2 separate regions of the Homo sapiens genome follow, and region 1 is linked to region 2. The links are chromatin loops, found by intact Hi-C in ENCODE. Cell type or tissue: Caco-2. All regions are shown on one strand. Each heading gives the region's core, and the rest is flanking DNA. Links, peaks and the distances in the headings are about the cores only.

The links. Peaks named below come from ENCODE experiments on the same cell type or tissue, not always from the same donor. Only the 100,000 strongest peaks of a DNase experiment are listed, where the experiment ranks them.
Region 1: it touches region 2 in a loop (2.5-fold over the local background); 2 of 110 quality-filtered maps call a loop at or near these places.

Annotation. Positions count from the first base shown.
Region 1 is chr6:21,465,352-21,469,747 of GRCh38, reverse strand. No RefSeq gene overlaps it. Among named protein-coding and RNA genes, the nearest start is that of LINC00581, 44 kb to the left of the region's middle. In Caco-2, for the core only: no CTCF peak of the experiment used is centred there; no DNase peak of the experiment used is centred there.
Region 2 is chr6:21,392,249-21,396,644 of GRCh38, reverse strand. No RefSeq gene overlaps it. Among named protein-coding and RNA genes, the nearest start is that of LINC00581, 120 kb to the left of the region's middle. RefSeq lists an enhancer at 2,536-3,391. In Caco-2, for the core only: no CTCF peak of the experiment used is centred there; DNase peaks (open chromatin) are centred at 1,284, 2,624 and 3,054.

The DNA.
Region 1 (4,396 bases), core at 240-4,239, 73 kb before region 2:
TTGAACCTGGGAGGGGAAGTTTGCGGTGAGCCGAGATCACGCCATTGTACTCCAGCCTGGGCAACAAGAGTGAAACTCCATCTCAAAAATAAAGTAAAATAAAATAATAAAATTATTATTTTAACCAGCTAAATGCCTTTTGTTTCCAGATTAGTCTTTCCATGGTGCCTGAAACCTTGATGTTATTTTCACTTCTACGCTAAATTTCACCAAATTAAAAACAAATAAATAACCCAGTACACCCTGAATTTCAAAAGTAAAACCTCCTGTGAGTTTTTCTAATTCTCTGTTTCAGAGATCTCTGCTTGTGACTCAGCACATTAGTGTTAGTTACCTTTGGACCATCCATCTGGCCATCTGCTTTCACTGGCAAAAGGAGACAGTATTTGCTTGTTGTTCACGTATTTGTTTCAGAGGAGCTTTGTTGTATCTTAGTTTAAACCATACGTGTTAGCATAAGTCCAGTAAACAATGCAATATTTTTGTGTTAAACCAGTTTCAGACAGTAGTATTGAGCTATTACAGTAGATTGAATTAAGTACCACAGGATCAAGCTAGTATTGTGTGCACCCTTCTATCCGAATTATAAATTACTATAAAATCTAAAAGTAAAAATGTAAGCTAAGGTCAAAGCATAAAATGAAAGAGTTTCTGCCATAAGGTGTTTAATCAAATATAATGTTTTAAAACTGTCCAGCTAATTCTCAGATGCTCCCTGGCAATTAACTAAAACCTAAAGTAACACAAAAGCTTGACTGTTGCCTCCTTCAAGATAAAATTTGGATCTATTGTTGGTAACAAAGAAAAACAACTTACTGGTTTCAATGGCTCTCCCTCTGTCACCCTCCAAGTTCTGAAATAGCTAAAAGTCAGGAAAAACATTAATGCCCAACCCAAGGGCAAATTCATTTATAGTTGTAAAATTAAGCCTCTGAAAAGCTGAAGCTGATTGCAATTCCAGAAAGATTGCTGAGGAAGAGACAGTCTAGCAGATCAATTAACAGGCTGCTGTTAACATCACCCTGGGGCCCACCCTTGGCCTGGTCAGCCCCGTGCCCTGCTCCAAGCAGGAGCATTTTGTGTGCAAGGCTGGTAATTGCTGGGGGATATTAACTCCTCTCTGTAGCTTCCTCTCAACAGGCTGTTATTGATTTATTGTCTGCATATTTGTCTAAACCCTAAAGCTATTTATCTTTTCACCAGGGTAACAAGTTCTGTATGTATCCAGTCTGCTACATAAAATAGAACTTCTTTTTATTTTTCCCTTAAACTAGCTCCTTTAAGCTTCAAAAAGATTCTGAGATTTGGGGAACAAGTTCTTACACAGGTTTTCCCTACCTTTCATGACTTTATGGACTTTCATCAGCCCTCCTCAGCTTTAGTCTTTTATCACCAATACTTTGATCCCAGCAAGCATCAAGAAACAGGTGCGAGAGGAGATGGTGAACTATGAGGTGGGGAGACAGGATGAAAGACACTTGGTGGGGGAGTTGAGGGAAGACGAAGGCTTGAAGGAGTGGTCAATGCATAAGAAAAGGCTTCTGGCAAAATACCAGTGATAACTTGGAATAAAGTTCTTCACATTAGTTTATTTGGCCCTTTCAAGTGATATGTACTTGAGAGAAAGCGATACAGGCTCAATCCCATTACTACCCGTGCCAATAGGATTAAAAACAAAATCTTGTAATAATACTTTCTAAGTTACATATATTAAAATCTCATTGACAAAAAGGTCACCTACTGTATGAGTCCATTTATGTGAAATGTCCAGAATAGGCAAGTCTATAGAGATCGAAAGCAGATTAGTAGCTGCCGGGGGCTGGGGTGAGAGAGAATGGGGGGTAGCTACTTCATGAGTTTGGGGTTTTCTTTTGGGTTGTTTTAAAACTAGACAGAGGTGACAAATGCACCACACTGTGAATGTACTAAATGCCATTGGATTTAATATGGTTAATTTTATGTTAAGTGAATTTTAACTCAATTTTTAAAATGCAAAACAAAAAAAACCCTTACGGAATAAGAAAAGAATTTGGACTTATCATTAAGCGTTCATTGTAAAGGAACCTGATTATTACAATGCACATGAAAATTTCCAAATTATAACCCAGTTGCATTATATATATTATGCATGTATATAGAATTGAATATAACATATATTCAATTTAACAAATATTTGAGTATCAACAACATGCCAGCCACTTTGCAACTATTGGAACTTCATCAGTGAAAAAGATAAACTTACTCCAGGCTTATGGAGTTTTCACAAATTACCCCTGAAATCATCACGCAATTGATGCAGGATCTGGTCCCTTTGCCAGACTTGTGGCAGGGATGTCCCCTCTACTTGGCCCATCTTGCTCAGCTCCTTGAAGAGGGAGCATGTGAGTGAGTGAGTGTGGGACCCGGCTGGCTGTTCCAGGCACTAACACAGGAGCAAGCTCTGTGCAGGGCCCGCCGCCGGGCCAGGTGTGTCACCTTGAGGGAAATGCAGTGGTGCCTGGGGAGGGTACCAGGGACCCCGAAGCCACAGAGGGAGTGTTACGGTGTCCTTTAAGTTCTGCTGTCCATGGGTGGCAGTGATGGCAGTGTGTTAGCAGCTCAGTTGGCCCCTTGCCTTGTTGCATGGGGCGGCTGACCTCTGCCAGTGAGGGCAAAGGGCTGGTGTGACAGCCTTTCTGGATACCCGCACTCAGTGGATCCTGAGCTATTATTCAAAGTCCAAGAAAACTGAGGTCACACAGACAGTTGAAGGATGATGAAGGTGGAGAATTGTACTGAGCAATGAAAACAGCCCTCAGCAGAGAGGGGAGCTGGAGAGGGGACGAGAAGGACAGGTCGTCTTCCCCAAAGTTAGGTTGTCTCTTCCCTGAAGTCAGGCTGTCTCCTCCTCTACTGACTGAGTCTGGGGTCTTTATAAGCAGAGGATGGAGAGTGCTTGTTGATTGGTTTGTGAGTATGCAAAAAAGCTTAAAGTGAAGACACCCCTCAAAGGTGGGCATGACAGTGTAGAAAAACAATTGGGAGGCTGAGTGTGGTGGCTCATGCCTGTAATCCCAGCACTTTGGGAGGCTGAGGTAGGCAGACCATGAGGTCAAGAAGTTCAAGACCAGCCTGGCAAACATGGTGAAACCCTGTCTCTACTAAAAATACAAAAATTGGCTGGGTGTGGTGGTGGGTGCCTGTAGTCCCAGCTACTCGGGAGGCTGAGGCAGAAGAATCACTTGAACAGAGGTTGCAGTGAGCCGAGATCATGCCACTGCTCTCCAGCCTGGGTGATAGAGCGAGATTCCGTCTCAAAAAGAAAAGAAAAAAAAAACCGATTAGGAAAGGGTAAGTATATGTAAAATAGGTGAAGAATGGGGATCAATGAGAGGAAAGCGCGCCGAACAGGAAGACAAGTTCTCAATCTGGTCCAAGAATTTAACTTGTAGTTTGGCTTTCAGGCTTTAAACTGTCTTCTGCTTGGAGGTGGGGTTTCACTGGGGACCTGCCCCATCTGCCTAGACATTTGGCTGCCTCCTGCCGCTATCACAGTGTGAGAAGCCTTATGACCAGGGAAGTACAGACAGCTTGGGAGGGGGGTTTAACCCAGACTTAGAGGATCATGGAAGGTTTTCTACAAAAAGTAACATTGAAATGGAATTTAAAGGTGCCACTCATTCCACAAAAGTGTGCTAAGCACCTAGAATGTAGTAGTCATTGATACAGGCCCTGGGGATACAGCAGGGAACAAAACAAAGTCCTGCCTTCATAAACCTTACATCACTTTATTGAGAGACAAACAAGGTAAACAAGTAAATATAAGAGTAAAAGTAGGCCATGCATAGAGGCTCACACCTGTAATCCTAGCACTTTGGGAAGCCGAGGCAGGTGGATCACCTGAGGTCAGGAGTTCCAGACCAGCCTGACCAACAAGGTGAAATCCCATCTCTATTAAAAATACAAAAAATTAGCCGGGCGTGGTGGCAGGCGCCTGTAGTCCCAGCTACTCGCGAGATTGAGACAGGAGAATTGCTTGAACCCGGGAGGGGGAGGTTGCAGGGAGCTGAGATGGCGCCACTGCACTCCAGCCTTGGCGATGGAGTGAGACTCAGTCTCCAAAAAAAGAAAAAAAGAGTATACGTGGCCCAGTATGGTGACTCAGGCCTGTAATCCCAGCACTTTGGGAGGCTGAGGTGGGCGGATCACTTGAGAGCAGGAGATTGAAACCAGCCTGGCCAATGTGGTGAAACCCTGTCTCTACTAAAAATACAAAAATTAGTGAGGCGTGGTGGTGGGCACCTGTAATCCCAGCTACTCAGGAGGCTGAGACGTAAAAATCGCTTGTACCCGGGAGGCGGAGGTTGCAGTGGAGATTGCACCACTGCACTCCAGCCTGGGTGACAGAGCAAGACTC
Region 2 (4,396 bases), core at 323-4,322:
ATGCCCATTTCTTTTTGACTTTATTATTCCTGTTTCTACTTGCAGAATCTTCTCCTGAATTTAGTTCAAAATACTCTGCATTATGCACTGAGTGAGTCACAGTCACTGTGGTTACAAATGTGGAAAAGGCATGTATGTACTCTCAAGGAATTTACAATGTCACCAAGGAGATAGATGGGCCAAGGGATCAGTAATTGTGGTTATGGCAGTGATGGAACCAAACACAGGTACTGCTAAGAAAGTGCAAAAGAAAGGCCATTAATGTCAGGAGAGGAGGCCATTGTGGAGGACTCCTGGAGGAGATATCCAGTCACAGAGAAGGAAAGCCAAGGAAAAGAGAAAGAAATGGACCTCCAAGAAAAATGAACTTCATGAGCAAAGGCAAACCGGGATAACAGCATTTCAGTGTTTCTAGAAGGTGAAGTTCAAGATGGGATTGGAAGGAAACCAAGTCCGCAAAGGGAGATGGGTCAGATCATGGACGACCATATATGTTAGATAAGAAACATGGGACTGAGGGTAATAGGGAACGCTAGGGGATTGTACACAGGTAGGCACTTTCGAGACCTCAGTTTGGCTACAGGATGGGAGATAAATATGGGACAAAGGCCAATTAGGAGGTTATCATCCTGATCTAGGGGACTATTGTGATAGCCCAAACTGGGAAAATGGTGGAAGAAATGGGATGAAGAAAAGCAATATTCTAAATATTCTAAGCAATATTTAGAAGACATTAAGCATGTTGTAAAAAGGTGTATTCATCTCCTCGGGGTTCACCTGTGTTCTTTTTCCTAAATATTGTCATGGTCTGAAGAGGTTGAATGGATGTATGATAAACAGTCACACATATTCCCCACCCGTCTTCAAATGGGATGGAATTACAGCCTATCAGATACTATGTCCAGCACCAGGTTGTGATAGCATGGGTCCAAACCATCTTTCATCTCCATTCAAAGGTCACAGAAGTAATGGAAAGGCCTCTAATATTTTTTCATGTCAGGTAACATTTTTGGCATGGTGTGAGTTATTCATCTTTCTGGAATTCCTTGTAAAATATTTTACATCCTTCAGACAATCCTATTCAGAAGTTCAAATGAATCTTTAGCTAGGATTTCTTTTCTTCTTTTCACTGGACAGCCTGTATACATTAAAATCAAATAGGAAGAAAGAAGCAAGAAGGATATTCAGGTAAACACATGATAACACTGGCCAAAAATGTGGGGAATGGCTGCCCTATTCTGTCAAATAGAAATGAGGCCAGACAGCTATTTCACTGGGATTTACAGTTCCCACCCCCAAGCAAATCTAATCTCATCCTTGTGTTCACAGGCTAGGCCAGCAGGGCAATAGCCTAAATTCAGAGCCCAGAGATGCAGATATGCTGGCTCCGTTCCCAGGAGGCCAGTCAGGATGAGAATCAATATTTCAATAGCTCGGGATTAGGAAACACATTTATCAAATCTTGTCCATTAGGGAAACAAATATTAAAACCACAAGACATTCTGTGTCATGCACAGACTGATAGAGAAGAAATGTTTGGCTCAGCTGCAGAAATATACCCATTATTCTTGAATTCTTTGGACTGGTATAAATCGTGTAAAAAAATCATCAGAGTAAGACTGAGGCTGCTTAGGGGATTGCCATAAATAACATCTTAAAGTCCCCCATGAGCCGCTTTTCAGGGTAACAGGAAGGCAGAGAAGACCTCTAGGTTTGATTGCATTGTCTTACATTGTTTAGCAAAAAAAGTCACAGAAATCAGTAGGGGTAGAATTTGGCTTGGATGTGAAGCCAACTTTGCTTAGATTTGACAGACCTCACCTGGGTTTCCCACTCTCAAACCTTTGGAAAATCCAGACAACCCCAAAGTTAGTCCCAGCCAATTGGGTACCTTTCCTATTTGTATCAAAGGGAAAGCATTGGAAGCACAGTGTGATTCATATCAGCTCATACACTGGAACAGGCATTTGCAGGTATAACGGGTGTGGGGGTGAGGGACCCCATTCACCTTTCCCCCAGGCCTTAAAAATAAGCAACTGTGGCAGGGCGCAGTGGCTCACGCCTGTATTCCCAGCACTTTAGGAGGCCAAAGTGGGTGGATCACCTGAGGCCAGGAGTTCGAGACCAGCCTGGCCAACATGGTGAAACCCCGTCTCTATTAAAAATACAAAAATTAGCCGGGTGTGGTGGAGGGCGCTTGTAATTCCAGCACTTTGGGAGGCTGAAGGGGGCAGATCACCTGAGGTCAGGAGTTCAAGATCAGCCTGGCCGACATGGCAAAATCTCCTCTCTACAAACTACAAAAAATTAGCCGGCTGTGGTGGCACGTGCCTGTAATCCCAGCTACTCGGAGGCTGAGGCAGGAGAATCGCTTGCACCCAGAAGGCAGAGGTTGGAGTGAGCCGAGATTTCACCATTGCGCTCCAGGCTGGGCGACAAGAGCGAGACTTCATCTCAAAAAGAAAAAAAAAAAAGCTAATGCATTTATAAAAGGGATTTTCTCCGAGAAAGATTATGCCTCCCGTGTCCTAGGGCACACTTGGATCTCACATAGCCACACCGGCTTTTTCTGGGACCTGCCTTGGTCTGGCACTCCCAGGTGTCCATGAAGAAAGAAGAAATACTGAAGAAGGGAGGGGAGGCCAAGTGCAGCGTCTCAAAGATCTAATTGCAACTCTGACAAGCATCAGATCAAAGGAGTCTCTCCTTGGTTCTTTGATCTCTTGATAACCACATTTAGCACTCTCCCCTGGCTGTGCCTGGGGCGGGCAGCCCTCCCTTCTAACTCCCTCATCTCTTTCTAGTTTAAATAATTCAACTGCTAATCATTTTCAAAGGAGTAAAAATAAGCAAATATTTTAAGTTCCAACTCAACTGCTAGATTTAGTGAAGTCTCTGTACCAGAATGATACCACTTTGGGAAATAAAAATAGCGTCATGAAATCCTAAAAAGAATGCTCCTTGCTTTAAATATCTGACTTCGAGCTGTGCTGTAAGTCCACAGGAATGGGGAGGGAGATGACCATAACTGTAGCTCCAGACGTGCCTGGGGCGGGGAGCTAGGGAAAGAGGTGGCTTCCTGTCTTTCTGCTGGTGGAGGCAAGACTCTGAGACATGAACCATCATCATCAGCCCGCAGCCTTCCTTCCTTTTCTTCTCCCACATTTCCAAGACAATTTGATGGGACTCTCCTCCAACTCCACATCACCCAGTGTCTTTTGGTGCTAGGTTTCCCCATGAGGTGTGACCAGCATGTTCTGCTCAGAATTTTTTTTTGAGATGGAGTTTTGCTGTGTCACCCAGGCTGGAGTGCAATGGTACTATCTTGGCTCACTGCAACCTCTACCACCTGGGTTCAAGCGATTCTCCTGCCTCAGCCTCCCAAGTAGCTGGGATTACAGGGGCGCACCACCACGCCCAGCTAATTTTTTGTAATTTTAGTAGACATGGGGTTTCACCATGTTAGCCAGGCTGGTCTTGAACTCCTGACCTCAGGTGATCCGCCTGCCTTGGCCTCCCAAAGTGTTGGGATTATAGGCGTGAGCCACCGCGCCCAGTCAGAAATGGTCTTTATTAAAATATTAGGGAGTGGGGAGAAAAGTCGTGCTATGGAACTTGCTTTTACCCCAAGGTTGCCAGATTTAGCAAATAAAAACGCAGGACACCCAATTGACTTGACTTCGAAATTCAGATAAACAAGGAATAATATTTTTGCATAAGTATGTCCAGATATTGCACAGGACACACTTACACTACAACATTATTCATTGTTTATCTGAAATTTAAACTTAACTGGATGCCCTGTATTTTATCTTGCAACTCTATCAGGGTCCTTCTATCACCAAAACTTGCTGAACCCAGCCTCAGAGTGTCACCAAAAAGAGGGATTCAGCTCTGCCCTTAAATCCCCTTGTGAATCTGGCCCAGTCCAGGCCTTTTATCGAGTGGTGGGGGAAGGGAAGGGGTCAGCGTGTGTTGAGCTCCTGCATAAAGGGGTGTCCCATTTGATCCTCACAATAACCCCATGGGTGGTTAGTATTATTTCCCTTCCACATTTGGTGAAGTAGGGCCCAGGAAAGGTAAGGAGTCTGCCGGCTTCTAACTGGAGGTAGGATTCTAACACAGGCCGTGATCTGTCAATTACCTGCTGCTGTCTCCTTCCTTCTCCTCAATGCAGCAGGACAAACCCAGAGGCTAGTAGACTTGTTCCAACATAAACAGGCTTTTTTTTTTTTTTCATTCCAGCTATCTCTTTTCATGTTAATCAAAGCTCTAGATCTTATCCTCTAGAACTCTCTGTTCTGCCATTTGAAGCAGAGGGGTGTGGGAAACCCAGGGTAAGAAAGGAGAGTAGACCTGAATGGGGGAGTCTTAGGAACTTAGTACATGAAAGGTA